Linked DNA regions of Homo sapiens: region 1 is linked to region 2. Evidence: chromatin contacts called from ENCODE Hi-C or POLR2A ChIA-PET data. All regions are on one chromosome and are shown on one strand. The core of a region is the stretch at or near the end of the contact, and the rest is flanking DNA. Distances in the headings are between cores, read along the strand shown. Region 1 holds the start of LINC03140 (long intergenic non-protein coding RNA 3140). Region 2 overlaps LINC02615 (long intergenic non-protein coding RNA 2615).

The links. A loop is a pair of places that touch in the nucleus more often than their neighbours do. ChIA-PET counts read pairs that join two places held with the same protein, here RNA polymerase II (POLR2A). Pooled maps may share reads with other maps.
Region 1: a map of ascending aorta shows a loop between it and region 2 (3-fold over the local background). The contact joins the promoter of LINC03140 here to the enhancer-like site in region 2. A Hi-C loop is called at or near these places in 8 of 168 maps with a recorded cell type or tissue (Caco-2, Calu3, IMR-90 and 5 more) and 9 of 50 pooled maps. POLR2A ChIA-PET finds 5 or more read pairs at or near these places in 4 of 52 experiments (A549, AG04450, GM12878 and 1 more).

The regions. Positions count from the first base shown.
Region 1 is chr4:128,567,853-128,574,697 of GRCh38, reverse strand. LINC03140 (long intergenic non-protein coding RNA 3140) reads left to right here and starts at 4,155. Exons shown (of 2, transcript XR_007058268.1): 1 at 4,155-4,473; 2 at 5,411-6,765.
Region 2 is chr4:128,515,938-128,522,155 of GRCh38, reverse strand. LINC02615 (long intergenic non-protein coding RNA 2615) reads right to left here. Exons shown (of 9, transcript NR_125882.1): 8 at 6,158-6,218; 9 at 2,758-3,400. Among named protein-coding and RNA genes, the nearest start is that of LINC03140, 51 kb to the left of the region's middle. RefSeq lists enhancers at 3,937-3,986, 3,529-4,290, 4,205-4,349, a cis regulatory region at 4,272-4,282 and a silencer at 5,259-5,338. Within about 2 kb of position 4,300, at least 22 of the 41 ENCODE cell types and tissues checked have a DNase peak (open chromatin) inside an H3K27ac peak, as active enhancers do; they include GM12878, IMR-90, PC-9 and 2 more, where a contact is called at or near this core.

The DNA of each region.
Region 1 (6,845 bases), core at 2,906-5,405, 53 kb before region 2:
GCTTTTTAAAAATAAAACTGAGCAGTAAAAATCTACTGCTTGGTTTTTCCTTAATTATACCGCTCCTCCTCCATCTTTTCAGTTTCCTTTACAATCTGGTAGATCATACGACATTAAATTCTAGGGCGTTCAGCACCAAACAATGGTTGACCTGTCTTAGGTACCAAAGTCCCTTTAATTTGTGATGATAGATAAAACTTTTCTTAAAGTGTTCCTTTGAGAATGTATCTTGAAAGTATTAATAATTACCTGGAAGGTAACTGTGGCTGTAGCAAGTGCTGGGACTTGGAGTTGTATGTTATCGTTCCAGTATCAGTTCTGACACTTACTTAGCTGTAAGATTTAGGAAAGTCACCTAATCTCATAGACCTCATTTGTGAAATATGATAATAATACATAACACACAGGGTTGTTATGGGGATTACATGAGATTATTACAATGAAAGTGTTACTCTAAGAGCTATAAAATTGGAAGGTATTACAACTAAAGGAGCAGGTAACTGTGGGGTTGCCCACTTAACCATTATCAGACAGGTATTTGGAGTCAAACGCCCTAGAGCACAGTAAGGATTAAACATTAAACTGCAGATATTCGTCATTGAGATTAGCGTTATTACCATGGTTTAATATTTAATTCTCACTGTTCTCTAGGGGACCAGATGGACTCTGTGGAGAATGTAGACTTAGACATTCCTGACTACTTGCATCCCAAACTAAAGTCCATACAAGATAAAAACACCTCATAGACAGAAGAGTCACTCCATGAGGCATTCTAAGAATGCACTTTCTGCATGGTGACTAGTTTTTAAGTGGCCAAGTGGATAGGCTCTCAGCAATCTTGCTCCTCTGGGAAGAATAAAAACATTACACTGAAGGTCTTGTTTGTGAGTTGTGCTTTTGGACCTAAGTTTTTCTGCTATAAGGGGTATATTATTAACAAAACAAACCCAACCAAAAAGTTGGAATTCCTGGAAATTCACCAAAATTGCCTGGCTGCTGCAGCCCAACAATTCTTTAGCTCTTTTCAATCATCTTTATTTTGGATTTACTTGGAATCCTTGATCTTTAACCCAATTTTGAGCATTACACTGTCCCTATTTAACGCAAAAGGAATATTTTGGAATTTTAAAAGAGCCACAAAATATCAAACCCAAGATCCTAGTTTTGGGTCTTGTTTGTTTGTAAGGGTGGAAGGATTTCACATCTTATTTTGTACTTACTGTGTTCCCAGCAGCTTTTGTTTTGCTCACATCTCACACAGAGCATACTCAATTCAGTGAACTAATTTGGTTGTATGGTAAGCACTGCAGAGAAGCTATGAAAAAAAGTCACAATCGGGAAGGTAGAAAAGGTCTTCCAAGGATGCACTGAATCTGTTACATATACTCTGGGGCCTCCGAGTTTTCTGGGAAAAAACAAAAGCAAAACAGTGGCTGGGAAACCAGCTTAGTACATAGGTATTAAAGCATGGAACAGCTTCTTTTGACTAGTTTAAGAGGAAGCCATAAAGCACAAGTTCTTGGAATTATGCCAGCAAAAAGTGTAACCCTTTTATTTATGGGGGCATTCATCAGAACTGGGCCTTTGTGAGCCTACCCCAGACTGTGGTCACTTGGTTTAGTCAGTTGCTGACTTCTCTGAGAGAACACATCCCCTTTTAGCAGAAATAAGGAGCAAGGAGAACCACTGGGTAGTGACTATCACAGTGATTCCCATTGGAAACCAACCCACGAAAGCCCTGTAAAGAATAGCCCTCCTGTATTCCATGCCAGTGAGTGATACTTACACACAGGACGGGTGAGACAACATGGATCCACAAACACCTGGTTTACTTATATTGGCCATGATGGTGCCCTCAGGACAAACCACAGATAGAGATCTACCCAAGGAATTCCTGAGTTCATAGGCTGACCGTGTCCTTTGATCCCCAACCCAGCCATTTCTATATGACCTCTGTTGTTGTCCCAACTGAACCCCATTCTTCTCTCTTTTGTGGTTGTAAGGATGAAAAACTTGATGACTTCTTTCTCTTCATCATGGCTACTTCTCAGAATGTCTTGCTGACCACGTCATTGTTGCCTGATTCTATTGATCTAATAAAATCTATTTCTATCAACAAAATATAACTATGTGTGACCACATATTTATACCTTTTCACAAATGGAACTTCTTACAAATAGATTTCCCATCCATGTTAACTTATTAAGTAAAATTTTCCTGTTTTTTAATAAAATAAGTTTTCCTAATCTCAAATACTATCCAACAGATGTTAGTCACAAACATACATCATAAGTGGGAAAGTATTATAATAAAGCTCATTAGTGCTGTTTATTTACCTTTCAAATGCTATTGAATTTTTACATGAGTTTCTCTATAAGTTCATTAGTTGTTATTAAGAAATAAATATATGATTGAATTTTCCAAATATATTTGAATTTCATAGTTTAGCATTTCATACGAGAGAAATAATCAGCCAATGTTTTTGCCTGCTGTTTCCATGAAGATTTCATTTATCTTAGAAGTGATTAATATAGAATGACTATAAATAATATAAATTTAAATAGAATATACTTTTTTTTTTGCTATGTTGTTTGTTAGGCTTTACAATGTTGTAAAAAAACTGTAACAATCCTCTCAGACTGGAATTTTTCTTTATCAAACTTTTCCTCCATTTTCAGGAAGGAACAATGATTCAGAAGTCTTGTAGATTAGTCACTTCTTAAGAAGTTAGATCATTCAGTACTGCATCTTAGCCAACTGTCCAAGGTCAGCAAAATGCACAGCATGTTCTGTTTGATGGCCCCAGGCAGAAAGCCACAGCATTCAAACTATTAATATCTCCTGACCTTTCAACTTACAAATAGAAGCATCCTTGTGGTCATTTTTTTTTCCTGTATATCCCTGAAAAACTAAGGATCTAGGGTTTAAGATAAGAAATACTTAATTTAATTTAATTTAATTAGTTTTTAACCACAATCCTGGGCTTTTATATAAAAGCACACTGTTTATTTCTTTTTTCCTTTTGAGATAGGGTCTCACTCTGTCGCTCAGGCTGGTGTACAATGGTGCGATCTGGGCTCACTGCAACCTCTGCAGCCTGGGCTCAAATGATCCTCCTGCCTCAACTTCCCAAGCACCAGGGACTACAGGCATGCGCCACCATGCCTGGCTAATTGTTGTATTTTGTGTAAAGACAGAGTTTCTCCATGTTGCCCAGGCTGGTCTCGAACTCATGGACTCAAATGATCTGCCTGCCTTAGCCTCCCAAAGTGCTGAGATTACAGACATGAGGTACCGTGCCTGACCACTGTTTATTTGTTTCATAAAATTTTCTTAAACACCAATTATGTGCAAGTTACCATGCCAGGCCTCTGGGAAACAAAGATGAATCAGTCAGATGTACCTGCAAGGAGCTTATGGTCTAACTGGGGAGAAGAAATACAGCAAAATACTATAACATAGGGTAAAAAGTAAGAAGTACCACAAGAGAAGCACAGACAAGATGATTTGGGGGTTCCAAAAAAATAGATTATTAAATTTTGTGGGCTGGCAGCAGAGAGGAAGGAATTGGTAATTAATCTGAGAAGATGACATTTGAGCTTGCTCTTGATGGACAGAATTTAAAATGTAGAGAGGAGATGTAAGTGCAGACATTTCAGATTGAGGAAAGAGCATAATTAAGGGCATGGAGGTCAGAAAACATGGGGTAATAAAAAAAGGTTCAAGTAGTTCAGTTTAGTTAGAGAACATGGTATATGAATTTAAAAAATCACTGAACTAAAATCAGAAAATTACTTTGAGACCAAATCTAGAGGGCTATTAACACCAGATGATAGAGTATGGACTCTATTTTACAGACAGTGGGAGCCCGCTGAAGGGAAATGCCACATTCAACTTATGCTTCAGTGTCGGATTCCATTGGAAAGGGGGCGGTGACTGGAAGTGAGGACACCAACCCATCAGGCGTGCTCTCATTTAGTTTTCTAGCGGAAAAAAAAAAAAAAGCCTGAAGCAAGGATTAAAGTACTGACATTTTATTTGGGAAGCACAAGCCCAGGCCAGGGAAGCTGCAGAAAAAGGAAAAAAGGGAAGTGAGTATAGGAAACAATGCACAGTCATGCCTTGCACAACTGGCTTCTGCTTCGGGATGAGCCATTGGCTGATGAGGCATGGGAGGCTCAGCAGGTCTGTTCCCTTGGCATGTGGGACATCTTGCAGTGGATGCAGGGAGGGACCATGCCTCTAGCATTCTCTGGGAAGAATAAAGGAGAAGTTTATCTTCCCACCTACCTCCCATTGCCTGTTTTTCATTGGTCAAAACTTGTCCCACTAGGAATTAACTCCTTCACATTTCCAAGTTTATATCATATGACTGCTCCAACTACATGGGACCCCAAACCCCAAACCTGATGTATGTATAGTGTTCCTGTTTCATCCAAGCCTGGAAATGAGGGGAAGAGCCAGAACCTCTAGGTGAGTACTAGGTGGCTTGGCAGTGTGTGTGTGTGTGTGTGTGTGTGTGTGTGTGTGTGTGGTTGAGGGGTGGAGAGTTAAGGGGACTTCTAAGGTAAGTCCCTGATTAGTCCCAGCCAGTTGAACTGTGTTGGGCAGGTATGGTGGTTGAGTAGTTGAAGGTCCTAGAAGTGGACAGTGGCCACAGTGTCTAAGGAGGCACAGAAGATTTGTGTTGAGATAATGATTCAAGAGAAAAGAAGGACCCTTCATACTTCAGTCAGAGAAGAATTCTTTTGGTGGGCTATCATGCTCTTGGGTTAAATTCTTTTCTCTGTAACATTATTTAGAAAATCGCCTCCCTCTCAACAATGAAGACTGAGTACCACTGGCTTACAGATATTTCTGTATATTATCTGAGTTAGTAGAGTTTGAGTATCACATTTCTTTCCTTCCAATTCTATGATTTGTCATCATAAAGTTTTGGCATACGCAGCCCAGTCTTTGGAAGAGGGGTTGAGAATTGTGTAATATCAGGTTTAGCATTATAAAGTAACATCTATCATCTGAAGATGAGACTATAAACACCAGTCTGGACATAATAGAGCATGCTTAGCCCACTTGTTTGGAACTACAAGGAAAATAAGGTCATACAAAAGAGCCCTCTGCCCTTAAAAAAGAATTCTCAATTGCAAATCACTTCTGAGTACCAGTGGGGAAATGCAGTCATTTATTCTCAAGACTGAAAAGAGAAAGGAGACCTTTTTATCACTTTGTGTGTGTGTGTGTGTGTGTGTGTGTGTGTGTGTGTGAGAGAGAGAGAGAGAGAGACAGAAAGAAAGAGCAGGAGAGAGAGAGAGACAGAGAGAGAGAATATGTGTGTGTGTTACCTACCTAAAGCTAATGGTAGCCAATTTTTTCCTTTTTTTCTTGGAATTTTTTTCTTAATCTAAAACAGGCTTGGTGCTCTGGAAAAAGAATTAGAATTGCATTCAAATAGTCAGGCTTCAAGTTGCTTCTGCCTCTGTGTGAAGCAAATAGTAACAACTCACTTCGAAACTCAGGCTCCTGGACTGTAAATGAGGATAATGATACTCACCCTACCAACCTCAGGGACTGTTCTAAGAGCAAAATGAAATGAGACTGAGCTCTGAAAATGCTTAAATGCTTTTCAAAGTAGAGTGATCGTGCTTTCTGTAGCATCAAAACAGTCCTCTATAAATGGGCAAAGTCAAGGCATGGACTGGATCTGACAACAGAGAATGGCTTGAGGGCTGGAAAAAGAAAAAAATGCAAATGCCCCAAATCTCTGCTTCCCTTACAGTGTGGAAATCGCCCCATAACACACTGCACCAGGTAGGGTTAAATTGATCCCAAATGTTTCAGGAATTTTTAATGCCCTTCGAAGAGACATTTCCAATTCTTCATCTGCCCAAAGTAATGCTGCTAACCTACTATCTGTCAGTTTCCTCAGTGCTTTGAAGATTTTTCTAAAGTCATCTGACTTGGTTTCCCTTTGATTTCAAATTCCTGCTTATTATATGTATGACCTTGAGCCTTTTTAACTCATCTGAGCCTCTCTGTTTCCTCATCTATAAATTGTGAATAAGAAGACGTTACTGTAGGATTATTAGAAACTTTAGAAATAATACTTTTAATACCAGCATAGTGCCTGATCCATAGGCATCCAGGACATGCCAGCTAAGATCATTGATTATTGTTGTCGTTTTTAGTATCATACAGTAGAAAGAACAACATCTTTGAAACCAGACAATCCCGCATTTAAATCAGCTCTGTCACTTACGAAACGTGTAATCCTGAATAACTGAAGAAAACTTTTTGAAGTTCAATTTTGAGATAATGATGGATGATTTCAGACTTTGTGAGAATTTCAGAGGTATCGGCAGTAGGTTGAATGGTGAACCCTCCAAAAGATATATCTATGTTCCAAACTCAGAATCTGTGAATGTGACATTATTTGGGAAAAGGGGGTTTTGCAGATATAATTAAGTTAAGCATCCTGAGATGAGATCATCCTGGATTTTCTAGATAGGGCCTAAAGCCAATAATGAGTGTCTAAGACAGAAGAAGACACAAAGAAGAAGAGACGGGAATGTGGTCACAGAGGCAGAGACTGGAGCAATGCAGCCACAAGCCAAGGAACACCTGGACCCACCAGAAGCTGGAAGAGGAAAGAAGGGATTTCTTTTTCTTCTAGAGCCTTGGGAGGGAGCATGGCCCTGCTGACAACTTATTTTCAGACTTCTAGATTCTAGAACTATCAGATAATAAATTTATATTGTTTTAAGCCACTATGTTTGTGGTGATTTGTTCTAGCAGTCCTAGGAAACCAATGCAGTATTTAATACAGAGTGCCCGGTACAATGTTGGCA
Region 2 (6,218 bases), core at 3,051-5,550:
TGGAAACTCTGGATGAGACCACCTAGGCAGACGCACTCAGCATCAATAGCATCTTTCACAGAACTGACCGCCTCTAATGTATCACTCCCCAGTATCCTGTTAGCTCATAACCTGACTTCTTTCAGACCTATTCTCAACTCTCTCATTGACGTAATGTGAAGAAAGAGGAAATAATAGGGACAAAATGTCTGATCAACATAGAACTTCAAGGATGATGAAAGTTCCTTTTTAAACTAGATAATCTAGAGGGGAAGACAGCAAACTATAAAAGCAAAATGCAAATTATTATTCTTCTTGAACCTGGTTTCAAGTCTGTTTTCCTAGTGACGCTAATGCCATCTGAAATGCTGCGGGTGAACTAGGACAGTGCCTCCAAACATTCCCTTTGAATGACATCATTGATTCTAGGCAAAGAATCAAGGGATCTTGGACAGCAGGACTTAGGAGATAAGGAAAAGGGAAACCCATTAACATTTAGGTAACATACACATTTAACTTCTTGTTTTTTGCGTTTTTAAAGTATTCTATTCTTAAACCTATGATGCTTCATTCTAAATATATTTTATTTTCATTTTAAATTGTAAGGTCTCATTGAATTTGCTGCAGTGAGCTTCAAAGTCACATCTGTAATTATGAGGGGAAAACTGAAGCGTAAAGTTCTATAACAAATAGATCTAGTTTTCTGCTTTGCCACTGGGAAACTAAGCAGATTGCACATTTTGTTTCATAAGGAAAATCCCCCAGAGTCCTAATGCAAAACCTATGTCATATACATGACTCCACTTTGAAACAATGGAATCTCATGGTGCAGCCAACCTTTGCAAAACAAGTCAAGGAATTTTCCATGATGCCAAGGACTCTAGTTGGAGTTTGTAGTATATCAGGCCCCATTTTCCCCTGTTATTCAGCTCAAAACGTAAACAAAAAAGAAGGGGTGGAGAGGAAGAGAGGAAGGAGGAAGAGAGGGAGGGAGAAAGTAAAGAAAAACTTTACCCCTAGAGATCAAAGGTTAAAACTTAGCTCTTCCCTGGAATTGTCTGATCTTGATTCAAGGGCATAGGAAGTGTATGGCTGCTCTCATTTTATACCAGAAAACAGCAGAGTCCCTGATTCTTTGCTCTAAAACCACTATAAAAGGAAACTGGATCTAAAATCCTGTTTCACCCTGAATTGAGAATCCATCTGTGCACTCTGAGCGCTCTTCCTCACCCCACCCTTCACCGAACAGAAAAAGGAGGCGGGCAGTCCAGTGCTTTGCACATCCCTACCACAGGACCACACTACTGCTAAGGTGTTTAAAAACCAGGATCCTCATTTTTGCTCATTCTCAAATGGCTGCTTCTTCAGACATGACCCAGCCCGTTGCAACCAAAATACTACTGAGTTTTATCAGATCCACTCTGAAGTCTGCCCGCTCTTCCCTACTCTCCTCTCCAACCATTATACTCACTCCACCTAGCACTGTCTCACCAAAAAGAAGCTCTTTCTTGCCTCTGTGCCTTTGCACACACATTGTCCCCTCTCTGATCACACTTATTTGTTTCACCATGTCTGTGTCCCCCACTTACATGTTTCACAATCATACCCCAGCTGGTCTAGCATCACAACATGAGAAAGGATCACAAGTAGAATATTTTTTAAATTCTTAGCTGGGCAAGGTGGCTAACATCTGTAATCCTAGCGCTGTGGGAGGTTGAGGTGGGAGGATCACTTGAGCCCAGGAGTTTGAGATCAGCCTGGGCAAATAGTAAGACCCCCAAATCTACAAAACATTTAAAAACTGAGCTGGATGTGGTAGCACATGCCTGTAGTCGCAGCTACTAAGAAGGCTGAGGCAGGAGGATTACTTAAGTCCTGAATTTTGAGGCTGCAGTGAGCTAAAATGGTGCCACTGCACTCCTGTCCAGGTGACAGAGTAAAGACCTCATCTCTAAGAAAATAAAAAGTCAAATATAAAATAACTGGCTGGGTGTGGTGGCTAATGCTGATAATCCCAGCACTTTGGGAGCCTGAGGCAGGAGGATCACTTGAGCCTGGGAAGTCGAGGCTGCAGTGAGTCGTGTTCATACTACTGCACTCCAGCCTGGGTGACAGAGTGAAACCCTATCTCAAACAAACAAACAAACAAAAATTATCCCCAATTTAGGTCCTTTGGTGGGTTGAGTGTCTTAATGGCTCCAGCACATCCATCACTTTTGCCATGTACCTTGGCAGTGCCCTCTCAATCTGAGGGGCATTCTGCCCCAACTCACCTGACTGTGGCTTTAGCCTAGTGACTGATTTTGTCTCATGGGATGTTGGCAAACATAATTCAGGCAGAGGTTTCTGAAAGTGCTTGCACATTTCCACTTAGATTCATGTGTCTCCACCACTGCTAAGAGAGCATGCTCAGGCTGACCTGCTTGGCTACTCACACGGCAGAGCCAACGTGCCGCAGCCATCCCAGCCAAGGCTACTGTGGACCAGCCAATGGCAAACAATCCCCATACATGTGAATGAGCCCTGGCACCACCAGCAGAGCTGCCTAGCCAACTCACAGCCGACTGCAGATGAGTGCAGCGCAGAGCAGCCGAGCCCAACCCAGAGCAGATTCATGAGCTAAATCAAGGTTCAGCCAACTATGGCCATGGGCCAAGTCTGACCCACCATCTGTTTTTGTATGACTTGTGAAAAAAACTCACAGACCATTCAACTTCGTGGTTGAAAAAAATCAAAGTATAATATTTCTTAACATATAAAAATTCCATGAAATTCCAATTTTAGTGTCCATAAATAAAGTTTTATTGGAACACAGTCATGCTCCTCCATTTGCATAGCATCTAAGGCTACTGTTGTGCTACAAGTTCAGAGTTCAGAGACTGTATGGCCTGAAACACCTAAAATATTTACTATTTGGCCCTTTAAAAAAAAAAAAAGATTGTCAATCCCTGAGCTAAATAAATGTTTATTGCTGTGTGCCACTGAAAGTCACCAGTGATTTGTTTTGCAGCATCACTGTAGCAAAAGTTTACTGACACATCTTCTCATCTGAACAGCCATTTCTTTACCTATTTCCCCCACAGAAAGTACTGGTGGAGCAGAAGAAGCCCAACGTCAGAACAAAGCCAGCTTCCCCCTCCTCCTTCCCACCGTGGGCACAGACCCCATGTCCTGGATTGATGGCTGGGATGATGGGCTGTAACAATGAATGCCAGCATATCAAAAAATGTCAGATTCTTCAGTGGGTTCCTGTCTAGGGAGCAGACAACACCAACCACTCTGCCACAGTGACCAGTGAGGATCCAGAAGTCCCCTCATCCTGCCGACAGTGCCACAAAGCTTATGAACAAGGGTTTCCATCTATCACCAGCTGCACACTGAGAGGTCAAACTGCATAGGAGTAGAGGCATGAAGAGGAAACCTGAAAGATGAAAAGAAACTTTTAGCTCAACCTAGATAATTACATTGGAACTAAGTTTACAAGATTGGGCTAAAATTGAATTCCCACTCTGGGGTCCAGTGGTGGAAATTTGAGAGAAATATTCCACCAGTTAATAAAAAAAGTTGTTACATTTTTTATTATCTCTGAGTGTATTGTGAGTGAATTTTGCAAATCTGATATGAATTTTTGTAAAATGAATACACAGATGAATAAATGAATGAATGAATGCGAAACTCCTCATCATCCTGCCATGTACTCTTCCCACCACCCGCTGGCATTTCTAGCCAGTGAAGGCATCAATCCAGAAACAACTCATTCCTCATCTTGAAATGCCTTCCAACTTCTAGGAGCAAGCAGCAACTTCTAGGTCTAGCTCCCTCCTTCAGAAATGCCTAAACATTCGCCTACATTCCCTGGTCCCTTGGCTCAGGAATTTTGTAGGTGGTCTCAAAGCCTTGGATAAATTTACATGAAACAGGCTGGCATCCTCTATGTTAGAGGAGTTTGGATCTTTCAGTAGACTCTAGCCTTAAACCTGTACCAAAAATCTTTTGAGATTATAATGAGGCAATGTTTTCCCCAAGAGGAGAAAAGGTCAGATTCCCACATCTGGAGTTTGACCTTTGTGCATGTTGTCATTTCACCCACCACAGGAAACCTTTCTAGGCTGGGCTAAAATGTGTAACTTCTCAACAGTGTGGCTGGTAGCAATCCCACCCAGCTGTGTGGAATGGGAAGTGAAAGGGCAATTAATATTCTGTTAAAACTTCAGGGGGCTGCACTGAAGCTGGCCAGATAGCAAGGCTGACTCATCACGTTAAAACCCAATGCAGTATTGTCTGCTCACTTCTGCTGACTCACTTGTCAGCCCTAAGCTATGTGTACCCAGGCAGAGCTGCCAGGTCTCACATCCGCCTTTCCAGAGTGTTACCCTTCTGCACCAGCCATGACCATTCACTCTCTGGAGAAGCATTTATGATCAGCCATGGATGATTTTAAATGTGTGAAGAACTGTTTCATGGAGGGAGATTATCAGCCTCTTTCTTACATTGTTTTACATGAAAACAACATGAACAGCAACACAACTGACACTGGAGAAGAACCATAGTTCTTCCAAGCTGGAATGGAGCCTTAGAGATCAAGCTAGATCTTATGAGATCTAGTGGGAAGGAGGCTAGCACGTTGAATAAGAGCTTTGAGTCAGGCGACCTGAATTTATGTAGCCTTGGACACAGGTAGTCGAATTATAAGTAGTAGGCTAATACAGCTGTTAAGCAACTTTAAGCAAATTGCTCAGACTCTCTGAGCTTTGGTTTCCTTATCTGTAAAATTAGAAATAATTATAGCACCCACCTCATGGGGCTATTGTGAAGAAAGGATGAAAAGAGATCAAGTATAAAAGGAATCGAGTGCTGGGCACAAAGTGCTCCATATATTGTAGCTATTAGTAAGGCTGATGAGGCAATTCATGGAAACCTCTTTCCTGGAAACAGGATAGAACCTACATGTGTTTGGCATTAGATTAGTAAAGGGTAAAAGAATATCACTGCAAGCTGGGTATTGATGGGGGTGGGGAGGACAGAGAAGGAGGAAGAATTGCCCAGGGAATGCTGGACCTTCAGTATTTTGAAGGGCCCTGCTTTGGGGCCCAGGTGGGGAAGTATCCACCTTTCCATCCTGGTTTTAGGTCTGCTGAAGATAGTTATTCTTTTTTTTTTTTTTTTTTAAAAAGACCCTTCTGATTATAAGTCTTTGTTTGAAGACATTGCTCAGATTTCCCTTTAAGGGCCTCATTTAAATGTACACACAAGGCAGCACAGTCCAGTTTTTTAAAAAAAGCCTGGCTAGTAATGACATACAGAAACTGATACTTACATGATACTGTTAAGTGCACTCTTTTTAAACCACTAATTCTTATTTCACAGAAAGTGGTCCTTATGTCAACGTCCTTAAGAGGTCCAACAGCTTGTATAACCAGCAGACCTCATGGTTAGTTAGCAGCTTTCAGGACTTGAATTCCCAGTGATAAACAAAAGAATTCCGAAGGCCACAATCCATAAACTCTCCATAAAAACATATGGAACTACTTAAAAAGGTTGGCTCAGGGCTGTTGTTTTGAAAACAAGCATCCTCAGCCAGAATCTCTACTGAGTGCTATTTACTGAATGGTTGAAGAAGGGCAAGACCCCATGGATGCTGTAGCGCTGCGTTTCAGCAATCGCCAACATTTTGCAGATATTGCTCTAAGCCTCCTGATATCCTGGGAAGGATGCAAGAAGTCCGTACCTTTGCATCCATTCCACTCAAGGCATTGGGGCTACTCATGGAGGAGCCTGCACACCTTAAATATCCTTCTACACATGTGATTCCAAGATCTTAGGCCTCCAAAACTCTCGTTTACTATTCTCGGAGCTTTCTGATTACAATTCCCCCAGCAAGATTCAACTGACTGCTCCATCCTTTGCACCTCAACAATAATCCATCAAAATTTCACTTATAGAATAGATGATTCCAAGCCAGTCTCCTATTAGTGAACTGTGTTCTTTGAAAGCAGCAACTTTTATCTGCTTCTCCATATCTCTAGGATTTGGCTTAGTAGGTGCTGGACAATTCTTTTATTCTTGTATTAATAAAATCTAATTAATTACAATTATAAGTTAATGAGTAAATTGATTAGGCCCTGACCTTTTGAATCAGTCTAGAGCCAAGACTAGAACTCAAAGTTCTGATACTTACTCTGACTTCACAAGGACTTCACTCGTACTTCACAAAGATTTCCAGTGAACCCAATCATCGC